7 separate regions of the Homo sapiens genome follow, and regions 1, 2, 3, 4, 5 and 6 are each linked to region 7. Evidence: chromatin contacts called from ENCODE Hi-C or POLR2A ChIA-PET data. All regions are on one chromosome and are shown on one strand. The core of a region is the stretch at or near the end of the contact, and the rest is flanking DNA. Distances in the headings are between cores, read along the strand shown. Region 1 holds the start of FKSG29 (a long non-coding RNA gene). Region 2 holds the start of LNCARGI (lncRNA antiviral response interferon signaling inducer). Region 3 holds the start of GPR183 (G protein-coupled receptor 183). Region 4 overlaps UBAC2 (UBA domain containing 2). Region 5 holds the start of DOCK9-DT (DOCK9 divergent transcript). Region 6 overlaps UBAC2 (UBA domain containing 2). Region 7 overlaps STK24 (serine/threonine kinase 24).

Region 1 (3,629 bases), core at 423-2,922, 840 kb after region 7:
AGGAACCAGGAGTACGGGAGGAACATGAAAGTGGACAAGGAGCGTGACCGTTGAAGCACAGCATCACAGGGAGGGGTTTAGGACTTCGGATGACTGCGGGCAGACTGGGATAATATCCAGCCTCCCACAAGAAGGTGGTGGAGCAGAGTGTTCCCTGACTCCTCCAATGAAAGGAGACTCCCTTTCGCGGTCTGCTAAGTAATGGGTGTCTTCGCAGACACTGGCATTACCGCTTGACCAAGGAGCCCTCATGCCGGCGTGACAGAGGGCTCACCTCTTGCCTTCTAGGTCACTTCTCACAATGTCCCTTCAGCACCTGACCCTATGCCCGCCGGTTATTCCTAGGTTATATTAGTAATGCAACAAAGAGTAATATTAAAAGCTAATGATTCATGATGTTTATAATGATTGATAATGTCCATGATCATCTCTATATCTAATTTGTATTATGACTACTCTTACTCTATTTTCTTTTTTATACTGAAACAGTTGTGCCTTCAGTTTCTTACCTCGGCACCTAGGTAATCCTTCGCCCACAGTGAGAAGTGTCTTTTCACATGGATGACTGATGTCCAGGCTCTCCTGGATAGCCTCAGATGGGGGCTGGTTACCAGGGGAACTAATAAGTGATTAGAGGGTTGAGACTTTCAGCCCCACCCCCAACCTCTGTGATTAGGGAGAGGGGTTGAGTTGATCACCAATGGCCAGTGATATAATCAATTATATCTACATAATGAAGCTTCCATAAAACCCCCAAAGGACAGGGTTTAGAGAACTTCCAGATTGCTGAATGTGTGCTGGAGCAGGGTGCAGGGGGTGCCAGAGAGGGGCAGGGGCCATGCCCCATGCCTTGCCCTGTGCATCTCTTCCATCTGACTGTTCATCTGTATCCCTTGCAATATCCTTTCTAATAAATGGGTAGATGTCAGTGTTTCCCTGAGTTCTGTGAGCCATCCTAGCAAATTAACTGAACCCAAGGAGTGGACCACGGGAACCCTCATTTATAGCACGTTGGTTAGAACCGCAGGTTAGGTCTGGCGATTGCCATCTGAAGTAGGGGAGCAGTCTTGTGGGAGTGGGCCCTTAACCTGTGGGCTCTGATGTTATCTCCTGGGAGACAGTGTGGGGATTGAGTTAAATTATAGGACACCCTGCTGGTGTCCACTGGAGCACTGCTTGGGGTATGAAGCCCCCCAGCACATCTGGTGTCAGAATATTGTGTTGAGTCGTGTGTGAGTGTAGAAAGGAAGAAAACAGTGTTGTTTTTCTTCAGAGCCATGCTCACAATAGAAAGCAGCGTAATATAATGAAAAGAACAAGAATGGGCAGTTAGGGACTCAATCCTGGGTTGACAGGGACATCTATACACAATCTGTAGAATACTGTTGTCATTGGGGATAAAAAAAATTATACAAAATTACCTTAGGTACCAGAGGCTCTATCAGATATTAGTTATTATCATAGTATTGGGCATCTGTTTTTGTGGCTCTCAGGAAGTTTGAGAGAGTCCTAATTTAGGAGCCAACCTTGATAGTTATTACTCGTAAAAGCTTGTAACCTCTAGAGCAACAGTCAGCAGGTGATGGCCTGTGGGCCAAACTACCTGTTTTTGTACAATCTGAAGCTAGGAACAGGTTTTACATTTTAAATGGTTATATAGGTAACTACATAGTATCTTTGATCTCTTGCCTCTTTATCTTCCAAACCTAAAATGTTTACCACCTGGCCCTTTACAGAAAAATATTTGCCAGTCCCTGCTGTAGAAGGTTATATAGCCAGCAGCTTTCAAAGTAACCTTTTACCTGGAAATGTGAATTCTCTCTTAGTTCTGGTCATCTGTTATTTGTGGGAGCCAATCCTCTCTCTGTTGGCTGATGATGAGAATTCTGTTATATACCACAACACAAACTTGGGGATAAAACTTTCCATTAGGCATTTCTGTAAAATTTCCATCTATTTTAGAAGCAGAACTAAGGTGAAGCCCAGTGTGAATGAATCCTGCTTGTTGGTACAAGCCAAGTGGGACATTTGGCAGCAAAGCCCAGGAGTCCTTGGTGCTCTTCTTTTAACTGCCTCCTCATCTCATTGGGCTGCCCGGTGTTAACTGGTTGATTATCACCTCTGTGTTTTGCCTGCAAGGAAAGAAGCTACTGACACCCAGAGTGGCTCAGCGATACTCACACGTGCTTTCAGTTACTTTCGCAGCATTTGGTTAAAGTGAGTTTAGCTGCACATCCTCACTTGGTAACATTCTGTGGCTGTGAAAATTGTTTCTCTCTTTATCCTCCCCCAGCAACAGCCATTTGGTATCATCTGAGATGTGCACCAGGAGGCAGATCTGCCCTGTCAATCATGAGAGTTCCTATCATTAATCAAGTATTTTGAATTCAATAACTTTTTTTAGTGTTTTAAAAGTATTTACTGGTCCTTGATGTATTTTTTAGCAGCTGATGGAATTCACATACCATATAACTCACCCCCTCGAAGTGTACAGTTCGGTGGTTTTTAGTATTTTTTAATTGCACAAATACCGTAATTTGAGAACATTTTTCATCACCCCAAAAGAAACTGCGCCCCATTAGCAGTCATTCCCATCCGCCCTGTCCTAGGCAGCCACTTAATCTACTTTCTGTCTCTGTAGACTTGCTTATTCTGGACATTTTATAGAAATGGAAGCATATGTAGCTGATCTTTATGACTGGCTTCTTTCGCTGAGCTTCACGTTTCTGAGGTTGACGCATGTTGCAGCATGGTTGATTTTCCCTCTGTGGTTTAGATAGCAAGATCTGCCTAGTAGAGCTTTATGTGTGCAAGTGCCACTCCACCAGACCAGTTTCTGTCACTGCCCCTTCATCAGGCCAGCTTCCTTAGGAAGCTTCCTGTTGCCTCTTGGCCTCACCAGTGCTACCATTTTCATTACCGTCTATTCCGCAGAATACACGCAGTGCCAGGCTCTGGTGAGTCCCACAGTGACCAAGGCAGCACGATCCCTCCTCTCCCTGAGCTTAGAGTAGAAAGCGTCAGTTACAGTGAAATGTGATGGTCACTCTTCTGGGAGAAATGTGTAGTGCAGTCAGGAAGAGTCAAGAAATTGTGTCTGGAGGCAGCACCGTCGGAAACTCTCTACCTCCGTCTCCACCCCTGTGTCCGGGGTAGGGGCAGTGCACGTGTGTTGCAAAGGAGTCCACCAGGAATCCAAAGGGAGCGAATTCTCATGTGTCCCGAGCATCCTCAGAGACAGCAAGCTGGCACGTGGCACCCTCCTCAGCACTTTTCCTTTTTGGCTATGCTCTTTCACTTTTTGGTGCAATTTGATTTGAAAACGATTCTTTTCAAGTTGCTATGCTTCCTTGTCAACAAAGCAGTCTAATCAGTTAAAGCTAGTTCTTTTATGACTTTCTTCTTTCAAGAGTTTATAAGTATATAGCATCAGATGTGGAATAAGTTACTAGTGCTTAGTTGATAAAAATCTGCAAATTAAATGAAAATTACTTGCAAGAACTCTATTTTCAGTGAAGTTACAGCTACGCTGTTTATCTCAATCTGTACCTCCTTGCAGAAGCTACTGCTGTGTTTCCAGTGCTTTTGTAGTTGATCATACTGATCTTTTTGACAAAATTCAGAACAGA
Region 2 (2,500 bases), core at 1-2,500, 920 kb after region 7:
CTGAAGGCTGGGCTGAGCGAGCCAGGACAGGAGCTTGGACAGAGCCTCCTTGTCTGTGGAGTGATGGGAGAGGAAGCAAAGAAGGAAGGCACAAAGCCAGAAAGCACAGCAGTAGTTGGGAAAAAGGAGAAAAAGAAAAGATGCGGCCGGGCGCGGTGGCTCACGCCTGTAATCCCAGCACTTTGGGAGGCCGAGGCGGGCGGATCACAAGGTCAGGAGATCGAGACCATCCTGGCTAACACGGTGAAACCCTGTCTCTACTAAAAATACAAAAAATTAGCCGGGCGTAGTGGCGGGCGCCTGTAGTCCCAGCTACTCAGGAGGCGGAGGCAGGAGAATGGTGTGAACCTGGGAGGCGGAGCTTGCAGTGAGCTGAGATCGCACCACTGCACTCCAGCCTGGGCGACAGAGCGAGACTCCGTCTCAAAAAAAAAAAAAAAAAAAAGAAAGAAAAGAAAAGATGCAAACCCTGGCATTGAGGCCCCCCCAAAGCCACCAAGGAGGGCCCCTGGGAGAGCGCGAACTCTGCTCCGGCTGCGGGTGGTTGCTGTGGTCTGTGCCTGTCACTCCCTGCTTGCTGAGGCTTTCGTGCCTCGGGTCCACTGGGGAGCAGGAGAAAGTGCCCAGTTCTGTCTGTAGAGAGGACGTCACTCAGGGAGAGGGGCAGGAGCTGAGGGCACGTGACTTACACCAAGGCTAAGGTGCAACGCGAAGGCCCTGACACCTGAGCCCCTGGGAGTTGAAAGGTGACAGGCTAACTTGGGGGATGAGCGGTAGAGTCCGGAGGTTCTAAATGGAGCACAAGTGGACCCTCGAGCGACCTGAGAATACAACCCAGAGGGCTCATGAACTGACATGGGAAAACAATGACATCTGTTTTCACTCACCTCTGGTTGAAACTGAGCAGTTCCTTGTATTATGAACATAGGTGGCAACCACTTAGTGTTAGCCAGCAGAAATAACGGGAAGTTTCATTCCACACTTTCGTTGTTGCCAGTATCTCAAAATGTTATTCAGGCTCATTGCTATTTCAAAATCCCATGGTCAGAGACCCATCCTCCCGGGTATCAGAAAGCATGGGAGCCCTGACCCTGACGGCCACCAGGCTGCAGGCAGAGGGGCATGGCCCACTTGGACCTGAGGGTGTGTCATTCAATCCAGCAAACATTCATTGAGCACATTCTCTGTGCTGGCCACCAGGTCCAAAGATGAACAAGGCCGAGACCCCGCCAGGAGGAACTCAGGGAATGCGACAGGCACAGATGAGCAAGACAATAGTGACAACGCAGCATGATTCATGCTGAGAGTGCCGGGGAGGGCGGGAGGCCAGGCAGGGTTTCTCACGGGAAGTCACATTTGAACTGGCTTTCTCACACTTGTGAAAGTGCGCCCAAGGACGCAGGACTTTCCTGAACCAGAAAAATCCCTGCTCGCGAGTGTGCACATCTCCGCTTAGAGTGCAGAGGAGCAAACAGCAGAAACTTCCCCCGGCTGTGGAGCCGAAACAGGAAACCACCCAGGAGCCCTGTGCAGAAGCGGCCGGGGATTCCCAGTTCCCCAGGACCCAGTGGGCGTTTTCACAGGAAGCCTCTCTGGGTGAAGCCCCTGCTGTACCCGTCCCGCTAGGGATGGAGGCTCCATGAGGTCACAGGTTGTTTTCTGTTTCGTTGGCTAATGAATCTCAAGCATCTATGCCTGGCACGGATTTGCTTTCTACAAATATGTGTTAAATGAATGAAGAAACACAACTGGATCCTTCCAAAATTGACAGGGGCCCAGCACAGTGTCTCATACCTGTAATCCCAGGACTTTGGGAGGCCGAGGCAGGAGGACTGCTTGAGGCCAGGAGTTTGAGACCAGCCTGGACATTGTATTGAGACCCTGTCTTGACAAAGAAATTGTTTTTAATTAGCTGGGCATGGTGATGCACATCTGTAGTCCCAGCTACTCTGGAGGCTGAAGTAGGAGGATCACCTGAGCCCAGAAGCGCAAGGCTGTAGTGAGCAGTGATTGCACCACTGCACTCTAGCCTGGGCAATAGAGTGAGACCCTGTCTAATTTTTTAAAAAATGCTGGGGGCAGCTGGATAAGGCAGGCCGTGGCTCTGTCTCTGTGTGTGGCACTTGTATCTCCAAATCGCCATGGTGCCCTGCATGTAGGTGACCTAGGAAGACACCTCCTCCAGGTCCAGCAGATGTGGAACTGTTTCATGCCATTGAGCAGGTGGAGTGCTGTTGAGGTATGGCTTACTCTGCCCTCTCCCGGGACCACAGGGTGCGCTCTCGCGGGGGTCTGGAGAATCCTAGCAGGTGTCTGAGCTGCCTGGATTAGGGATCTCTTTCCTCAGAGTGTGATCTGAGCTGGAAGGATGGGTTCCAGGCTAGTGGGGGAGGGCTGGGACTATCTTCTCTGGGAGCCTCCATCTTTGGCTCACAGTGGGTGGGCACAGGCACCTCACAAGGCCTGACAGAGGCCAGTCCCCGATCAGTGTAGGGAGAGC
Region 3 (3,746 bases), core at 857-3,356, 800 kb after region 7:
TGTGTTATCTCATTTTATACAATGCCCAGACTTCTTGAGAAGGTGATAAACCCCCCAGACTGGAGAACACCACGCGTCCTCTACACAGGCCACGTCCAGGGCTGCCTAACAACTCCAGCAGGTCTTAACCATAGCAGAGAGAAAAGTATCCCTGTAAACGGCTTTATTAGGTGCGAAGCTCTTTTAAATGTAAGCTTCTTGAGGATGATGACTTGATCTCATCCAACATTTTATCCTATAGAATGCTACAGAACCAACCTACAATAGATATCTAGTAAATATCTATAGAATAAATAAATGAATTAAAGTCATATAGAAACCTGAGTTAATATTTATTCCATTAACTGACTGGTCATGGTACTAATTAGCTCTAGGAAGCCAGATGAAAGTAATTTATGCAAGGGATCATTACCATTGTCACTAACGCGATACATAAACATGTGAGTGAACATTTTGTGGAGTAGCATATTCTTTGTGGTTTTATGTCCAAAAAGTGCAGTGAACCCGCAGAGAGAAAACATGCTAAAATATAAGAAGTGTGCAGTCCTACCAGTAAGCACAGTTAGATGTGTGATCATCCATAGACTCAGGGCCATTTATTTATTTATTTATTTATCTATCGAGACAGAGTCTCGCATGGTCGCCCAGGCTAGAGTGCAGTGGCGCAATCTCGGCTCACTGCAACCTCCGCCTCCCAGGTTCAAGGGATTCTCCTGCCTCACCCTCTTGAGTAGCTGGGATTATAGGTGAGTGCCACCGTGCCTGGCTAACTTTTATATTTTTAGTAGAGATGGGGTTTCACCATGTTGGCCAGGCTGGTCTCGAACTCCTGATCTCAGGTGATCCGCCTGCCTCGGCCTCCCAAAGTGCTGGGATTACAGGAGTGAGCCACCACACCCAGCCTGATTCAGGGTCTTTATGTAAAATATCCATAACATATCTGTTGGATTCACCCTCTGGTACGTCAGTGGCCAGAGAGATGGGAGAAGAATGATGGGAGACAGTTTTTTAGCACTTATAATGAGAGGCAATGTTGTAAGGACTTGGCAGTAGTAATACTCCCCATTTTACAGGTAAAGCAGCTGAAGCCAGATATTAGGTAACTTGTGTGTGGGGGGGCCACACAGCTTGTAAATTTCATTTGATCCTGATTTCAGAGCCCTTGCTCTTATTACACTATATTGTACTCAGAGTGACACCAAAAAAACAAAATACCACGCCCCCCTCCCCCAACACACACACAAACACACATATATAAAACCCTCACTGCCCTTTAAAGGAAGTCTCTTCACAGCTTCTATTTTGCCAAGTTTCTGTTACCACCATTCCCAACCTGGACATAAATGTTGCCAAAGCACTGCATAGAATTCATTGTGATTTTTTCCCCTCAGGCACATAGAAAAGATACGTTTAGTCTAAGTAAACACAAGTATAAACCACACAACAGACTTTTTTTTCACTTATCTAATTAGTAGTATTTAGCATTTAAAAAGCAAAGATTGGTACTCTTTGCTGGCGGGAGGGTAAATTGGTAAAATGTTTTTGTAGACCAAAAAGTACCGTTTTATATCTAAAGCTTTAGAAAATATACCCTTTGCCCTAGGAATTCTACCCCTGAGATTCTATCCTGAGAAATAATCTTATATTTCTAATAATTCCTATAGCATAGGAATATTCTATATTAAAATAACTTTGTTCCTTTTCCTTCATACTAAGTTATCCTGAAATATTGGCATTATTTGCATAGTTTTGCTTGATACTGTCTTTTGTCATTGTGAGTTTATACAGTAGTACATGAAGTGAGCCCTATTTTTTGACAAAGATATTTCTGGTGGACCCATCGCTTTCAGTCAACTTTATAAGAACTAACTAGACCTACCAGTCAGCAGAGAGAGTAAACTTACATTATTAATATAATTTTTGTTAGAAGTGATGGTAGCTTGTTCTTAAATAGATTGTTTTCCTTTTTACCTTTTACCTTAAAACTTAGGCTTTTAAAGTTTTTCTTTAAAAAGTTTGTTGAAAAAGCAAAAGATCTTGTACTTACATATCAGTGACTCGTTCGGGTCTCTGTGTAGTAGCTGTGAGTAGTTGTCCAAACTGAAGTAAGTTTTAACTGTGGCATGTTGTTTTAAGAGAGGCTGTGCAGACCTCCTTTTATGGTGGTGACTTTTTTTTTCTCTGTCACCCTGTGACTGAGCATGTAATGAGCAGTTAGCCTCGTGTACGTGTGTGCACTTTGTGTTTTTTTTTGTTTTAAATGGGAAGTGAAATTTTTTATAGTGATTAAAAAAAACTATCCAAAAGCCCCTTGGAATTTATGAATTGTTGATATCTGTGGAACTTTATAAATTTTTCTGTAAAGGTTTAAGTATCAAAAAATTCTTTGAAAGAGACTGAAGCAATAAACCTTAACCAAAAAAAAGACCAAGTTACTGATGATTTTATATTGATTTTGCATGTAAAAGTATGGGTTTTTAAATGTTTTAAGGAAAATAGTGTCAACTTTGACAGTGCTTTTTACCTGGAAACTTGGTATCAGGGAGTAGTTTACACATTCCACCTTATCCACAGCTTATGAGAAAGAAACAGGTTTCTGTGGCGTGGGGGTGAGTGACAGTCCAGGATGTGGAGTGGACTGGATTAGTCGCCGTTTTCAGTCGAGAGGCTGCCTGAGTCAGAGGCTGTGTGAGTACTTGAATAACAGGGAAACAGTTGAAGGGAGGCCCATTATAGATAAAATCCAGCCTCTTCAGCACAGGGTGAAAGAGACTCATGCCATTCACCTCATAGTTGTAGTTGACTCAGTTTAAACCAACTAACGTGTCTGTCAGAATGCAGTTTATTTGTAGGCTAAATTACCAGATATGTAGCACTCAGATCAGGAGAGGTGATGTTTACACTTAGTCAGGACTGATCTGGCCATTCCCAGCCACTTCTGGGTGCTGCTTTTTACGAAGACATAGATAACACCTGTGGCAGTGAGGGGCCTGGATAGCAGGTCTTAGGAGAACTGATTAAATAAGCTGGGGATGTGTATGCTTTGTAGGCATAGGGTCATTATCCTTATGCTTGTGGAAACTCTCATAGAAAAGTGTTTACATTGCTTGTGTCAGTCTTCCTAACTCCAGAGACTAGCGGGAGGGTCAGTAAGAAGTTACTGGACATAGCTTTTGGATCAAAAGATGAGAGTCATTCCCAAAAGTTGTGATTATTTTGAAAAATGGAATATGCTGTTTCTTATTTAGATGCTTGAGTAAACTTGATGATTTTGAGGGATGATGTAAACAGAATTGAATCATTTGGTAGGAATTTGTAACTCTGTGATCTCAGAAGCCTTTCTGCTCCAGGATTCTGTAAAAATAGTCGAGTAGCTTTTGCCTCCCACAGATGTCATTAGGTTCTTCTAACGTCTAAAGTGCTGTGAGTATGGAGGAACATTGTCAGACACAAGAAAGAGCATCAAGCAAGTCAGCTGAATTCTTTGGGCCGCCACCTCACTGTGTATAAAATAAAGGTATTGAACTAAATGATCTCCAAGGTAATTCCTAGTACAAAAATTCTATGAGGGGGTAATACAGAGATTTTATGACTTGGTGGATAAACATGACATCATATTCTAGAACTAGTTCATTTAAAACTTAGGCTGCAGAGTACTTGAAGAAGACACTGTTGATAAATTTTTCAGTTTGTTGAAAGACCATTCTGGTGGGGTTTTGCCTGTTAATTTTGAAATAGTTATATTA
Region 4 (4,035 bases), core at 1,302-3,801, 870 kb after region 7:
GGGCTGGAGTAGAGGGGACTGGAGGGCCGGGGCACTTCTTGGGATTCTAGAAGCTGGACAGAAAGGAGGCCAGACAGGCTCGCCAAGGGTCTGATGTGTGGCATGTGGTTATACTCTAGACACCAAGGAACCATGCGGGATCTTACACAAGAAACACCATCATTGGGTTTCCCAAGAGGATGGACTGGACACAGAGGAGGGGGCAGGTTATAATCTTATAATTTTCTCTATCCAGGCCCAGGAAACATGGTGCAACTGCCCAGACAAGAGATGTTACCATTTGGTGCATTAATATTAATAATACATTTATAATGCATGTCAAACGACAGAATTACAGCAAATTTAGTGACAGATCTATTTGGCTTTTATTTGCAACTTATGAATTAGTGCAGCCTCCATTCTACAAAACAGAATGTGAGCTCCCGCCAGGCAGTACTGGAACAGTGCATTTTGTAAGAAGGAAACAGAGCAATAGAAAAATAACTGATAGGTTAACATTGAGTTACTTCAGGTTGCTTTTTTTTTAAGGGTTAAAGCAGAGGGGAGTTCCTTATTATGCTGACTTGTGTAGTCTGGGATCTCCTATTTTTAGAAAAAGCAGGTCTTCTTGTTTTGGGATCTGTCTGCTTCCTTAAAGTTTCAATTTGATTGTGTGGCATTTAGCATGAGTGACTCCATTTAGTTTGGTCTTCTGGTTTGTTGGAGCCCAAAACAATGGCGTCCCATAATTTTGGTCAATTCACATGACACGTCGTGTGGATTCTGTTTATGTCTCTGAGATATCCATTAGCCCAAGTAGAGAGAATGGCTTTAAACCCACAAGGTGCTTTCACTCTTAGCTGATAAATAGCAAAATGTATTTAGTATTAGAGAATCTAAATCTTAATGAGGCTGTCTCCTCTCTTCTCATCTCAGGAATCCTTACCACTGTCTCCAGAAAACCCACCGAAACTCCTAAAATGCTCACCTTCTGAAAGCAGGGCTCTAATATTTATTGGTTTTGAGACACATCTCGTGCTTCTGCTCTGAGTAGCCAAGCATGGCAGCACATTGGGTATTGGGTTAGCCTCCCATGGCGTCTGGTCTCCCTGTGGACAGCGAGCTTCCTGAGGGCTGGGGCCATGTCTGCCTTGTTTGCTACCCTATGAAAAGCCTGATACACACAGGTGCCCCAGCATCGGTCGGAGAAGGGTTGAACACGAAGGTGTGGCCAGTAAACTTCCCTTTCAGAACTCTTGTTTTCACATAAAAAATGTGCTAGAGAGTGGTATTATGCCAGGTTTTTCCATTGCTTGCTCTAGTAGATTGGAAATACGTTTTCTAACAAGATCCCAAAGTTAGATGTGTTACAATGAAATACTAGATGGTACTCAAATAGTAACCAACTTTTGTGGGGTGTCTCATTCTGCTGGGTGCTCTGAGAGATGTACACAAAGGAGCTCAGCCAGCCTTAACTAAAGACCTGCTCCATACAAGACCCTGACGAGGCTCTAGACACAGTTGGTCTCAGAGCAGCCCAGAACGCTGGCAGGGTCTGTAATAACCAGAAACCTGAGTTCAACCAAGAGATGTGAAAGGAGGGGGGATCTGCAGTTCTCCCAAGGAAGAGAGTGGTCAGACAGGGAGAGGGGGGTGGGGGCTGCACTGCCTTGCAAGGGTCTCGGCCATGCGTCAGCATGGGGGTGGGCAGCTGGTGCCAACAGGTAACCGGTGCCAGTTGCTATGACAGCAGTGGGCGAGGCAGGCCCAGCACATCTGGGCTCCCCCAACAGGGTGTGCATGCTACCCTGCACCCAGTGTGAGCTCAGGATCGGGTGGGGGCCGTCTTCAGGTGGGCATCGCTTTCTGCAAGCGTCAGAATATGGGAAGTAAAAACCCAAAAAAAACATTTGTTTTTGACGCACTTAGCTAAAAGGGAAGTTAAAGAAAACCACACTCTAGTTTGAATAAACCAAAAGGAGTCTTTCACTGAGGGGAGTTGCTAGAAATCTCATTGGAATGAATGTCCCATTTTACTTATGTCAAAGAGGAGTTGAATTGCAAGTAAAATACCAAAGTGGGATTTCATTTATTTTCTTTTCTCTTTTCCTTTTTCCCTTTTTTTTTTTTTTTTTTTTGAGACATGGTCTTGCTCTGTATCCCAAGCTGGAGTGCAGTGGTGCTATCATGGCTCACCGCAACCTCGACCTCCTGGGTTCAAGCCATCCTCCCAACTCTGCCTCCTGAGTAACTGGGACTACAGGCACATGCCACCAAGCCCAGCTAATTTTTTTTTTTTTTTTTTTTGGTAGAGACAAGGGTTGCCCAGGCTGGCATTTTCTTAAATGAGAATTATCTTGAGGTAGTAGGCACACACATCCCAATCATAGATGTTTAAAAATAAAAAATAAGGAAAGAGAAACTGGTACAGATTTATTTCCATCTCTAGGGTGTTTTCCTCATTCAGTGGGTTCTCTGAAAAGCACATTATTAGGGAATGTATTCCATCTTGCTCTCCTTTGGAACATTGTCAGGTGACAGTGACAGTGCTCTTGTGGCAACGCCTATTTCTGTCATGCTCCCCTGCCTTGGTCAGCCAGCCATGTGGAAGTGTCACACCAGGGCTGGTGAAGGGCTGCTGACGCCTGTGGTTCAGAAGCTCGTGACGAAAGGCAACTGATGGAGTCACACCTTGCTCCACTGGGGCACCCTGGACACCTCCAAGAGGGTCTTCATCCCTGTGGGGGCTCTGGTGGGGCACCCTGGACACCTCCAGAGTGGGTCTTCATCCCCGTGAGGGCGGAGCTGGAGTTTGCCATTGCCACAGCACCAGCTGCACCTTGGTGTCCTCTGAGTAGCCTTATCTCTGCTCCTCACCTCTGGAAGTCAGGTTTCCTGTTACGGAAAGCAGGCTCTGGATGTTACATTTGGGGAATGTTAGTGTCTAGAAATAAGAAATAAGTAGATGTGGAAGACAGGAAAGCAAAGCATGCTGGAGGCGAACCCAACTAGAGCTGGCTTCTCAATGAAGTTAGAGGAAGGAATCATTTCGATTTGGGGGCTAGAAACCAAGCTGCACTCTAATCTGATATTTTGTGGTGAGGATTTTTAGGCAGAAACTTCTTGTGATGCCTGAGCAGGAGGAAGGTACTCGCTGTGCTCTGAGATGGAGAGGGAATGTTGAAAGAACACCTTTTTAGAAAATTTCTTTGAGACATTTTTAAAATTTTCCAGACCAATGAATGACTGCAAGCCCATGAAGCCAACACTGACGAAGTTGCAGTATGCAGCGCCGTGCCTCGCCTCGCCTCGCCTCACCATTGCCTCCACTCACGCCAGAACAAGTGTCTATCCTAGCACAGTCTTTTCCAGAGTCTCAGTGTCCTACCAGCATTCTCATTTTGTCCTCCACATGTTTATTGGTCACTTTTGATCTTCACATTCAGCCTTCTCTAACTGGTGCTGGGCACCGGGTGTGTCAGGCTCTGTGTTGGGGGGAAGCAAGCCAGGCCTGGTGCCAGCCCTCAAGGGAGCTCACCGTCTATGAGGGAGACCAGATCCATGCAAGGCCCTAACCCAGTACCCAACTCATGCAAGTACCTAGTGCCAGTCCTTAGAGCAGAGGAGACCTGTAAACATTCATTCCTGTACTTTAACAACTTGACATCAGGAGATTTTACATTGAAACTTTCTCTTCCTGTGGATGTTAGATCGGATCAGGTGCTCATGGTGAGTTCTGATGCTTCTCATCCCAGTAGCTGGACTACAGAGACAGGAAGCAGCCTGCAGAGAAAATGAAGTAGTCCAGGGTTTCAGTGTGAGTTAATGTGTGTTGTGGCTAAAATGTGGTGCTTTCGATAGGGAGAGAGATGGGCTGACCATCTATAATACCATTATTTATATAGTCATCAGAGTTGTGTATTTGCTAAACTTTATAAATACATAAAGTGTATTTTAGAACAACACAGTCTTTTTGTTAGAATGTTATGCTCACCATTTAAAAAGATTGTTCCTGTCTTTCTGACTTCTTTAGGGCCCACCACACACCTGGCCCCG
Region 5 (3,730 bases), core at 1,088-3,587, 580 kb after region 7:
CCATCACAGGTTTCATCAGACAAGTGACCACAGACAGACGAGACTAAGAGTTAAGACAACAGCCGGGCATCTGGCTCTTCATGCTTAAGGGTGTCCAGGGAAAACGGATGTACTACTAAAGTATCATGAGATAACACAGTTGGCAGCCTGTCACACGTGGGAATGGACACTCCTAGGTCACCATTAGTAGGCCATCCTCCGATGGGAAGGGCAGATATTCGGGGACTACTGCACATCAGCAGTGTTGTGTCTGCACCAGCACTCCTGGGCTCCATCTACACGGCTTATTAAACCAGTACCTGCAGCACTTTGGAAATCATGGCACACTGGTACACTTTATTTACTCTTCTTCTGCCTCAAATCCCTGATGACCACGGCAGGCCCCAGATAAAGGAACCAACTTCTGTGTGAGAACAGAAAAGATGCCAAAGAAGTTGCAGGCTTTATCCTTAACATGCACTGGCAAAACTCAGGAAGATGCAGGAAGCCACACAGAAGTTAGCTGGTTATGGAAGAGATGGCCAGGTTCTGGTCTATTCCCAACTCCTGCTCTACTCCTTACCTAATCGACTTCCCTAAAATAGAAAAATTAAATCCTTGTTTACTATGGATCAAACTGGAGTTGGAGAAATTTGGAGTTGGCAGAGCTAGCAATCGAGAGAAAATTCAAACTGAGCAAACTGGATATAGAAATCAGCGAAGCTTCATCTCCAATCTCCACAAACGTCATTCACGCAATTCTGTGTCTGCCCAGGAAGGGCATCGATCTGCCACCAAAATGATGCATCCGCCCCTGTGTTAAGGGGCCCGGCACTCTGCCCCGACAATCCCCCACAGGGCCCAGACAACCACTTCCAAGGCCCATCTTCTTGCACTGTTCCAACAAACACAAGTCACACCCACCCACAAACAAGCCCGTTTCAAGAAAACAAATGCCGGCGGCAACGCAAGGAGCTGCTAAAAGTTTCCAGCTGCCCTGCAGAGCTCGCTCCTGCTCAAACGTCGCTCCACTCCCGCACCATCCAGGTGAATCGGGTTGTAGTGCGTTTCCAAATACAGCAGGACCGGCGCTGGCTGTGAAAAAGTTAATCGAAAACTTCATCTTCCTCACACCCAGAGGCCTATTCTCTAAAGACGTTCTGCCACGGGAAGATTCGTTTTGGGCTGATGGCTTTGCTTACTTAGAACCCCCAAACGTCACAGGAATTTGCACCAATACTAAATTAGCGAGGGTTCCCATCATGCCCCCCAAGCCTTCCTAAAAGGCGGCCAAACTTCAGGATACCGGCTTGGAGGTGGGGGGCGCAGGAGAGGATGCCGAAGTCCTTCCCTCCTGGAGTTCAGCCAACTCAAAGGGTTAGCAGGGGCATCTCCCACCCTGAGCGCAGACTGGATGAGGAAGCCCCCACCTCAATTCCCCTGCGCCCCTCCAAAACATGGAAGGAGAGGGAGGCCGGGGGAGGGATACGGGGGAGGGATGCGGGGGAGGGGGGAGAGTGTAATTTCCCAGTTGACAGAAAGCAGGTAAATTGGGAGAGAGCGGGGTGAAAAGAGTGACAGGGCGACATCACTCTGCGGAAATTTCCCAGGAGGAAGGGGACAGCGATGGGGACAGGATCTTGGGTGGCGGGGAGGGGTCTGGGAGTTGCAGCCCCTCCAGGACCTTCTCTTCTCCCCTGTCCAACTCCCTCCCGCCGGCCCCACCTCTTGATTCCGCGGACCCAGCAGGGTCGGCCGCTCTGCCTCAGCCCTGCCGACTAAGAGGCGCCCGGCCCGGGGCCCGCAGCTGCCTGCGCCCCCGCCATCCTCCCCCGGCCCGCGGTCGTCCCGCACTCACCAGGAGCACGGAGCCGCGCACCACCTCAGACACGCTCTGCCGCAGCTCGGCCGCCGTGCCCGGCTTACTCAGCGCCCGGGTGAACTTCCGAGTCTCCGCCGAGGCGGGGAGCAGCGGCGGCTGCGACATCCTCCTGCCCCCGCCGCCTCCGCCTCCGCCTGCTCCCGCGGCCCGGCCCGGCCGCGCGGCCGCCAGGTGCGCCCTCGGCGCCCGGCCCGCTCCGCCCGCCGCTCCCGGCGCCGCCGCCGCCTGCTCCCCCCGCTGCTCGCCGCGAGTCCGGCCGCCGCAGCCCAGGCCGCGCCCTCTGCACCGTGTCACGCCCCAAGGCGCCCCCCTCGGCGTCCGCGGCCCCCCGCGATCGCAGCAGCGCCCGGGCTCGCTCCGGGCGACCGTGCGTGTGGCGGCGGCGGCTCCCCCATGCCACCAGCCTCCCTCGGCGACCACTCGCCGGGCCGCCTCCTCGGGGCGGGGTGTCCGGCGCGGCGCGGGCGGGGCGGGGCGCCCGGACGGCGGAGGAGGGGCCGCCGCGGCGGGACGGCGGGCCAGGCAGGTCGGCGCGGCCCGGCGCTGGAGCTAGGCGGCCGGACTGGCAGGGGCGGCGTGCCGCGCGGGACCCTCACTGGGGAAGGTGGGGGGTCGGGGCCGCCTCCGCCCCGGGCCGCACGTCCGAAGACCGGAGGAGGGGACTGCGCACGCCACCAAGAGGGCGCACAGCCGAGGCTGGACGATGCGCGGTTTCGGAGCAGGGTTTCCTGCCCAGGGAGCCCGGCTGCGCTCGAGGGGACCCCGAAGTCACCGGCAGGGTCGGAGCTCGGTGCACCACGCCCCCCCTCTGCGCCCGGGGCCTCTGCGGGGACAGAGGTCTCAGGAAAGTAGCCTTTATTTATGTGGCACCGATCGGAACCCGCGGCCGGCCAGGCGGACCTGGACGGAGCGTCCCTGCTCGGAACCTGGCGCGGGGCGCCGCGCGCTCGTGTGGCGCCTCGGCCTCCCCACCGTTCAGTCCCCGGAGGCACGGAGCTCGCGGCGGGACGATGACGGTTGGGCCGGGCCAGGCGTGGGAGACTCCCAGACTCCGGCCCGCCGGGACGGCCAGCTGCGTCACCTTGGACGTGGGCAATACTTCGGAGCCTCGGTTATGTCGCCTGTAACCTGAGGACAACGGCCTGGAAGGGGCTCAGGTGACACGGCGGCCCTCACTGGGGCCGATTTAGCCGGTCTGCCGCCCCTCCGCGCCGGACCGCCAGGCGGGGTACCAGGGAAACTGCGATGCGCCGGCTTGCGAGCCCACCGTGACGCAGAGCTGGCGGCCGCTAGCGACAGCCACCCTGTGAGGGACTTTCCCCCCAATACCCTAACCGCTTTCCTGTCCCTAAGGGCCCGCTCCCGCCCCGGCTCCGTTTCTGTCTCTCTGAGGAAGCCCGGCGCAGCCTAACCCTCACAGGGCCGCGGAGAGGGCGCGCCAGGCGGGGATTTGCGCCAGGCCCGCGGCGCATGCTCAGTGGTTGGGGACTGGGCGGGTACCCCGGGCGGGGAGCCTGACTGAACGGCGGCTCTGCTGATTGGTCGGGCTGCTCACGCCACGCCCGTTGCCTTCCGATGGACAGTTCCTTACCTGCCGGGTCGGCCTCCGCAGAGAGTGGTGGTCTTGAAAACCCAGTTTTGGGAGAATACCTGCCGCGCCTCCCGCCCAAATACCCAGAGGTTTCATAGCCGCCATCGCTGCGGTGGAGGAGGCCGCCTGTTGCGTCCCACCCCACCAGAAAGCCTAACACTGGCCTGAAGCGTAATCTTAAAGTGGTAGGGGAAAATACCGATCTAGCGCAGAGAGCAAAACACCTCCGTTCTGGGTTTAATGGGCAGGTCTGGAGGTGAGGTATGCCGTCCGCACTC
Region 6 (3,783 bases), core at 1,188-3,687, 780 kb after region 7:
GCATATGAGATAGCCATTTTCCTGGTGCAGTTCTACACATCCAACGGGGTGCCAGAGTTCACAGTTCAACTCCCTGAAACTCCCTGATCCCTAGACTCTGCCAAAGTGGTTTGACCTTGGAGCTCACAGTTGATGTAATTAACTTTTGTGATTTCCCAGCTGCCTCAGTGTGTCAGAGGAAACAGTTCTCCTGGTAGACCAGTCCTTATGTGTTCCAGGAGTCTATTCCTGGAGGCGCTGGATCTGGCCTTCTAGCCTTTTCAGCAATTGTATAAGCACCGAATTCTGTGTACTAAATCTGCTGCCCAAAATAGCTGACAAGATTTCTGTTATCTATAACTGAACCTTGGCTGACAGAACTGCTAATCAAAAGAATGTAACATTTATATTTGACTTCAAATGTATATATACAAAGCAACATACCTGGATCTGAAACATTTAGATTTGAACTGGGACATAGTTCTTCCTTGTGGTCCTTTGTGTTAGGAGATCAAGTTCCTCAAAGAACATTGTGTGTGTGTTTATGAAGCCTTGCTGATCTTTTCATGTGGCTTTCTGGTATAACCTATTCTTTGCTGGTGACTTTGTTACCACCAGCCATCTCTTATTAGGACTTCTTTTTTTTAATATTTATTTATTTTTAATTTTTTTCCCACTTTTAGGTTCGGGGGGTACATATGCAGGTTTATTACATGGGTAAATTGTGTGTCACTCAGGCTTGGGGTACAAATGAGCCCATCACCCAGGTAGTGACCATAGTACCCCATATGTGGCTTTTCAACCTCCATCACCCCACACTCCCCCAACAAGCAGTCCCCAGTGTCTATTCTGTTGTTCCTATCTTCGTGTCCATGTGTATTCAATGTTTAGCTCCCACTTATACGTACAAACATGCAGAATTTAGTTTGCTGTTGCCACGTTATTCTTAGGACTCCTTGAAGGTCTGCTGAGACTCCCCTCACATGTAACCTTAGAATGTGGCCAGTGCGCGTCCCATTCTCCTATGATTTGAATTGCTGTGCTTAACTGATTGGAGATGGAGACTGGTAACTGTGTCTCAGTTCTTTCTGAATCCATCCCTGAATTTCTGCCTCTACCCCCGATGTAACAAGAGTAAGGGCATGTGTTAGAGAACATACTTACCATTTTTAGAAATTTATTACAGAAATTTTCAAATATACATAAATACAGAGAGAATGGTATAATGACTACCATGTACCCATCACCTTTTAATCATTTTTTCAAACACACAAACTTCAAATAATTTGACAGTTGGATCCCTAATGGGACACTGGTTTCCATTTTTCATTTTACCATGTGGTTCCTAAAATCTGCATGGTGTTAGCCTGCAGTGTCCCTCAACCCTGCCCTTGCCTCAGATTTGCCAGTATCTCTACGGGCCTCCCCAGAGGCCTGAGTGTCAGGTGCAGGCACAGGCAGGTACCAGGTTTCAAGTAGAGCTCATAGGAGATTGTTGGGACTGAGAACCAGGATTGCCTTGATCTCTTGTCACATGTGTATCAGGCCTGTGGGTCTGTTTTGATAATGTCGTCTTCTTAACTGCTGTTCTTTTTTTTTTAAATTTTGAGACAGGGTCTCACTCTCACCCAGGCTGAAGTGCAGTGGCACGATCATGACTAACTGCAGCCTTGACTTGCTGAGCTCAGGTGATTCTCCCACACCAGCCTCAGTTCTTTCTGAACCCATCCCTGAACTTCTGCCTCCACCCCATGTTGTAACAAGAGTAAGGAAAAATATCTTTCTTTCTTCTTTTTTTTTTCTTTCTTTTTTTTTTTTTTTTTTTTTGGTAGAGACGAGGTTTCGCCATGTTGCCCAGGCTGATCTCCAATTCCTGGGCTCAAGTGAGCCTCCTGTCTCAGCCTGCCAAAGTGCTGGGATTATAGGCGTGAGCCACCACGTGCAGCCTTAACTGCTGTTCTTTTAACAAACCAATAATGTTCAACTTTAGGACCTTCTTGCCCTTGCTCCCTTACTGGGGAAAATAATAAGCAATAATACATGAAATGGCACTTGCATATACTTTCATTACTCTCTTGAACATATAATATATGATATGCTAAAACATACTGTTTGCATTTATTTTTATAGGCTAATATAGGCAGTAACCTTATACATTTTTACTATGTAGCCCCTGCCAAAAAATTTGATACTTCATGCCAGGACTTGATGGGAAAATTGTGGGACTGCTGCCCTCAAGCAATAAGAACGTATCAAAATGTTACTTTTTTTAGATTAGGTCTCAAACCTTTTGTAGCCTCCATGTAGTTTCATTCTGACACACTTTTTTCTTCTCAAAATCTGCCTGGGAAAAGTCATTCTTGTACAGAAACCAGAAATAAATGTTTTAACACTCTGAGAAAATGGATAAAAGCCAATCAGAAAAGCACTTGAGTTCTTGTTTTGGATCAGTTGCAGTAGGTGCCATGTGGGGCAGAAAGTAACGTGGCCCCTGCTCTGGAGTGGTTTTCAGTTGAGTGGACAGGATGTCTAAGAGCATTACTAACTACGAGAAGCCACACAGTTAGCATGCAGATAGACAACAGCTTTAAAATTTTTGAGGAAGGTGAACTCTTGAAACAAAAAGGAAATAATTTATTGTATTGCCCTCTTAAACAGCTTCTTCTTTCTAACAACTACAGTATTGCCAGGATTTCTCTCCATTTGGATATGCATTATCAGAGATAAAGTAGCATAGCAGTCATATGCTGCTTTTTTACATGTGGAAGGAAATGGAAAAGCTAGTGGTGCTCCTCTTATACTCTCAACAGAAAAGTTTCATTTTGGAAAATAAATCCTGACTGATTTAAATGTCATTCTAATTTCTAATTTAATATATTTTCCATGATTAGCATTTTAGTACCAAGCAAGTATTAGTTATCTGTTGCTGCCTAACAAATTATGACATGTAATAATATCAACCTCTTACCATACTTAAAAACTACAAATCATATAATCTCCTCAGCTAATATTTGATGACCTATAGTCAACATGTATTTTTTGGAGCACTGTCTATGTTCAGGGTGTCATGCCCAGTGCTATCCAGAATAGAAAGAAGGAAAAGCTAGTGTCTCTTCCCCAATGGAGTTTATGTTTCATTTGAGGGATACAAGAATATTGCACATGAAATAATAGACCATAGACCGTACGATGGCTGGCAAAGAGCTTGCCTATTATCTAACACTTACTTCACTGACAAGACAATTGAAGTCTAGAAAGGCTCAAAGACTGGACAAAGTGGGATGGAGCTGGGTTGGAGTCTGACAGAACCAGGCCACCCATCTCCAGGCCAGTGTCTTTTTTCTTCCTTTGTTGTAAGATCTAAATTAAAACTATGTGGCATATACTGTAAAAGCCAGATAAGTTGAGGAAAGGAAGATGGATGGCTTTGAGTAGTCAAAGAAGGATTAAGGGAGGCGGTGTGATTTGGATGTAAGTGTAAACAAGAAGGGGAGGAAGCAGGAGAATCCCACTAGAGAGAACCAAACATTTTATCCACAGGACAGACAAAACCAACTAGACAAACTTGAAAGGCCCATATTGGGCAATGGAGATAAATCAGGTTGGAGGGAGTCGAAAGTGTGGGAGAGGAACTTGGACTTGATGTGGTAGATCATGGGGAACTATTCTCAATCCCTGAGCATGAAATGACACAATGAAAGTGGGATTAAGGAAGATTGTTTGCCAAGAGAACTGGATAGTGTCTGCATTTTTCTTTTCTTACACTCTGTGTATTGGTCTTTTTTTTTTCATTCCAAGTAGGTT
Region 7 (3,599 bases), core at 158-2,657:
TGAAAAACTGATGGATTAACTACATTAAAATCAAGGATTTTTTTCCCCAACAGAGGACGCTTCAAAGTTAAAACTAGTGTGATAAAGTCAGAGAACACACCTGTGGTATCAAAAACCAACACTAAGAGACAAGAAACATAGTAGGAAATTTCACAGAAGAATGTATGTTAATAAACAGCAAGAGTATTTGCCTACAAGTAAACCACTAGCCTTTCAGGGTCAGCAGAAAAGAATGCCAATTTAAATGCAACTTACACCACAAGCCCCACTGGAGAGCAGAAATGCTACTTAGAATTTCTGTTGGGACAGAAGATGAGATCTTTCTTGGTAAACTTATTGCTATTGTCCGGGAAAGTGAGGGTGGGAGGAACAGGGGGTATTTTAAAGGGGCCAGGGGCATGTCTGTGTACACAGTGTCTGGTTCCATGCCATACGAGCTATGGCAGAGAGAAAAAGCACTTTCCCCTAACTCTCAGAAAAGGTGGTCTTAAATCAGAATGAGTTAACTTTGTAACATACCACAAACTAACCTTCAGGGCCACGCCTCATATTTTATTCCCATGAAGCTCCCACTTAAAACAATTCACACCTTCTCTGCTTTGAAGTCCATTCTTCAGCTTTGCCAATTTCAAAGCTGTTTCATCAGTTCTCAAAGGGATGGTCAAGCTTGAGGAATGTGACTAGCGCTGGTGAGACTCACAAGAGCTCCTGTTCACAGACTAGAAATAATTTGTAATGAATTAATTTGTAATGTGGCTACCAGGCCAAAACATATAGTTTTGGGCACCCTTTTTTAGTTTCACAATACTTCATAAGCCTAATTATCAGACAATTATTTCCTGACTAGAAAATTGAAAGGGAATTTGATAATCACATGTAATAAACACATTAAACTATAGAAAACTTCCTAGGAGATATGAATTCAACAGAATAATCCTAATGGTTAAGAACATACATAGATGCTCAAAGTTATGATTAATAGAAATGGAAATAAACATAAAATACTGTTATAGCTAAGAGATTGGTGAAAGAAAGTTTTATAGTATCAATGTTGCCAAGAACGTAGACAAACCATGCTCAACACAATTAGCCATGATTAGTCATGAGGGAAATGCATGTGAAAACCATGAGATACTGCTTAACACAATTTTAAAAAAACAAACAAGGGGAAATTGAAACCTTCATTCACTACCATGAGAACATAAGCCACTACTGAAAACAGTCTCAACAGTTCCTCAAAAACAAAAAAAAAAACCAGTTCCTCAAAAGGTTAAACATAAAATTTGTATATTACAGTAAACTCTTCAAATTTTATGTTGCCTTGGCATCCATTTTGAATACAAGTTTAACTTTCTCATACCAGAAGCAGGGCTTAGTCACCCTTGACACGGTCTCCAGTTCTAGACCACACCCAAAAGGCCCAGCTCGCTGGCCAAGATAAGAACTTAGAGGCATCTCCTACACCCAGCAGACTGAGCTCCCCATGTTCCATCTGCTTCCTTTAAACAGAACACTCAGGCCTGCCCGAGAACTTACAGAGCCCCACGCCCTGTTCCCTCTTATATAATGTATACTGCCAGTTGTGCACACTCTCTCTGTCGCTCTCTCTCTCTGCCTGACTCTTCATTCTTGCCTTGTGTAACCCAGGACAGAGGACTGCCTCCTGCCCAGGATATGTAAGTAATAAGTCTTTGAACTTGGATTTGACCACGACATATTATATGTAATATCAAAATATCACATGTACCTCAGATATCTGTACAATCATTATGTAGCCATTTTTCAAAAGCATCTTCTAAAATATATGTTTGAACTTGCTTCCTGTTGTGATGGTGTACGGACTCTGTACCCTCCATCCGAAGAACCAACCACATTACCCCAGGACGTGTGGGAGCAAACAAGGTTGGACTCCCAGCACCAGAATGATGGCCAGGTAGTCAGACAAGACCCACAGGGGTGTCCGTCAGTATAAACAAGTTTCCCGAGTCGGGGCTCAGACCATTATGCGTGAGCCCATCCACCAGGTAAAAGAAGCATCCTGTGAAAGGCACACGGTCATCACCCACATCCAGCTGCCTTTCAGTTCCCCTTAGGGAAGGGTCGCTAGCTACTCTGATACTGGAACCCAATTCAGATGGGGGCTCCCAAAACACATTTGACCCAATAACCCCACTCCCAAGTAATACATCCAAAAGAAAGGAAAACATATCCACACAAAAACTTGTACACGAATGTTCATGGGAACAGTATTCACAACAGCCAAAAAATAAAAACCCAAATATCCACCAACTGATAAATAGATAACAAAGTGTGGTCTATCCACAGAATGGAACATTATTCAGCAATAAAAAGAGCTATTGACACATGCTGCAACAGAGCCCTTGAAAACATGCCGCGTGAAACAAACCAGACACAACAGGACACATGTTCTATAATTACACTTATATGAGGTGTCCAGAATACGCAAATCTATAGAGACAGAAAGGAGACTCGGGAATCTGGGAAGAAATGGGAAGTGAATGATGATGGGTAGAGTATCTTTCGAGGGGATGAAATGTTCTAAAATTGTGGTGATGGCTGCACCGCTCTGTGATATACCAGAAACTCTTGAATTGTATATTTTAAGTGGGTGAATTGTAGATCGGTAAAGGTTTTTATTTTTTTACTTAAACACAGAAACAAAAACCCACAGCTAAACCAGGCATTTAGCTGGTAAGGCTATTCCGAACAACCACACGGTAGTATTTTTTCCTTACTAATAAAAGAGATAGACAGTGTCTCACTCTGTTACCCAGGCTGGGGTACAATGGCACAATCATAGCTCACTGCAGCCTCGAACACCTGGGCTCAAGTGATCCTCCCACCTCGGCTTTCCAAAGTGTTGGAATTACAGGGTGAGCCACTGTGCCCGGCCCCATATTCCCACATGGTAGCATTTACCTAAAATGAATATCCTACTCCAAACTCTAGAGTACTGACGGGAAATAGTAAGCGTCTTAGGACAAGATACTCAAAAATCATAAGTCATTAGGGAAATGCAAATTAAAACTACAATGAAATACCATTCCACACCTACTAAAATGGCAAACATGAAAATTACTGACAGTACCCCAAATGCTGGTGGGGATGCAAAATTATACAGGCACTCTGGAAAATTAAACAGACATTAAATAGAAATTAAATACCTATCCTACTCATAAGTATTTGCTCTAGAAAAATGAAAAACTTATGTTCATACCAAAAAAGTGCATCAATATTCATAGCAACACTGTTCATAATCACCAAATTCTGGAAACACCCACATGTCCTTCGATAGGTAAACCTGGTTATACACACCCTGGTGCCCTACTTAACAGTAAAAAGGAACAAACAAGTGACACATGCATGAACACGGAAGGATTCCTCAGGCATGACAATAACTGAAAAACGCCACTAACAAAAGCCACTAACAACAGATGTGTGATTCCATCTACGGTGCTCCGGAAAAGCCAAAATGCTAAGGACTGATCAGTGACTGCCATGGGCGGGGGATGGTTCAGGAATTCTTTGGAACGTTGGCATTGTTCTGGTCCCATGTGTGGTGGTACTTATAAGAATCT

What was found. Hi-C counts contacts between places; a loop is a spot of excess contacts on that map. ChIA-PET counts read pairs that join two places held with the same protein, here RNA polymerase II (POLR2A). Pooled maps may share reads with other maps.
Region 1: a pooled map shows a loop between it and region 7 (2.5-fold over the local background). The contact joins the promoter of FKSG29 here to the enhancer-like site in region 7. A Hi-C loop is called at or near these places in 2 of 37 single-sample maps with no recorded cell type and 5 of 50 pooled maps.
Region 2: a map with no recorded cell type shows a loop between it and region 7 (8-fold over the local background). The contact joins the promoter of LNCARGI here to the enhancer-like site in region 7. A Hi-C loop is called at or near these places in 9 of 37 single-sample maps with no recorded cell type and 4 of 50 pooled maps. POLR2A ChIA-PET finds 5 or more read pairs at or near these places in 1 of 52 experiments (GM12878).
Region 3: a pooled map shows a loop between it and region 7 (4-fold over the local background). The contact joins the promoter of GPR183 here to the enhancer-like site in region 7. A Hi-C loop is called at or near these places in 2 of 37 single-sample maps with no recorded cell type and 3 of 50 pooled maps. POLR2A ChIA-PET finds 5 or more read pairs at or near these places in 2 of 52 experiments (H1 and activated CD4-positive, alpha-beta T cell).
Region 4: a pooled map shows a loop between it and region 7 (3-fold over the local background). The contact joins two enhancer-like sites. A Hi-C loop is called at or near these places in 1 of 37 single-sample maps with no recorded cell type and 3 of 50 pooled maps. POLR2A ChIA-PET finds 5 or more read pairs at or near these places in 1 of 52 experiments (activated CD4-positive, alpha-beta T cell).
Region 5: a map with no recorded cell type shows a loop between it and region 7 (5-fold over the local background). The contact joins the promoter of DOCK9-DT here to the enhancer-like site in region 7. A Hi-C loop is called at or near these places in 2 of 37 single-sample maps with no recorded cell type and 2 of 50 pooled maps. POLR2A ChIA-PET finds 5 or more read pairs at or near these places in 1 of 52 experiments (activated CD4-positive, alpha-beta T cell).
Region 6: a pooled map shows a loop between it and region 7 (2.5-fold over the local background). The contact joins two enhancer-like sites. A Hi-C loop is called at or near these places in 3 of 37 single-sample maps with no recorded cell type and 1 of 50 pooled maps. POLR2A ChIA-PET finds 5 or more read pairs at or near these places in 4 of 52 experiments (HEK293, activated B cell, activated CD4-positive, alpha-beta T cell and 1 more).

Annotation. Positions count from the first base shown.
Region 1 is chr13:99,349,748-99,353,376 of GRCh38, forward strand. It overlaps FKSG29 (a long non-coding RNA gene), which reads left to right and starts at 1,673. Exons shown (of 1, transcript NR_024013.1): 1 at 1,673-2,280. All of the region lies in intron 7 of UBAC2 (UBA domain containing 2), which reads left to right. RefSeq lists an enhancer at 2,048-2,137.
Region 2 is chr13:99,431,500-99,433,999 of GRCh38, forward strand. It overlaps LNCARGI (lncRNA antiviral response interferon signaling inducer), which reads right to left and starts at 1,251. Exons shown (of 2, transcript NR_197585.1): 1 at 888-1,251. RefSeq lists enhancers at 378-557, 568-647, 891-2,090, 1,098-1,827.
Region 3 is chr13:99,305,293-99,309,038 of GRCh38, forward strand. It overlaps GPR183 (G protein-coupled receptor 183), which reads right to left and starts at 2,107. Exons shown (of 2, transcript NM_004951.5): 1 at 2,048-2,107. The region is part of intron 4 of UBAC2 (UBA domain containing 2); the gene reads left to right.
Region 4 is chr13:99,373,705-99,377,739 of GRCh38, forward strand. All of the region lies in intron 8 of UBAC2 (UBA domain containing 2), which reads left to right. Among named protein-coding and RNA genes, the nearest start is that of MIR623, 20 kb to the left of the region's middle. RefSeq lists an enhancer at 2,104-2,173. Within about 2 kb of position 2,552, at least 13 of the 41 ENCODE cell types and tissues checked have a DNase peak (open chromatin) inside an H3K27ac peak, as active enhancers do.
Region 5 is chr13:99,084,386-99,088,115 of GRCh38, forward strand. It overlaps DOCK9-DT (DOCK9 divergent transcript), which reads left to right and starts at 2,338. Exons shown (of 1, transcript NR_047482.1): 1 at 2,338-3,730. It also overlaps a transcript of DOCK9 not described here. RefSeq lists silencers at 1,670-2,149, 2,190-2,499, 2,590-2,649, 3,230-3,459 and enhancers at 2,340-2,901, 3,464-3,730.
Region 6 is chr13:99,285,859-99,289,641 of GRCh38, forward strand. All of the region lies in intron 4 of UBAC2 (UBA domain containing 2), which reads left to right. Among named protein-coding and RNA genes, the nearest start is that of GPR183, 20 kb to the right of the region's middle. Within about 2 kb of position 2,438, at least 6 of the 41 ENCODE cell types and tissues checked have a DNase peak (open chromatin) inside an H3K27ac peak, as active enhancers do.
Region 7 is chr13:98,508,249-98,511,847 of GRCh38, forward strand. All of the region lies in intron 2 of STK24 (serine/threonine kinase 24), which reads right to left. Among named protein-coding and RNA genes, the nearest start is that of STK24, 67 kb to the right of the region's middle. Within about 2 kb of position 1,408, at least 29 of the 41 ENCODE cell types and tissues checked have a DNase peak (open chromatin) inside an H3K27ac peak, as active enhancers do; they include GM12878, where a contact is called at or near this core.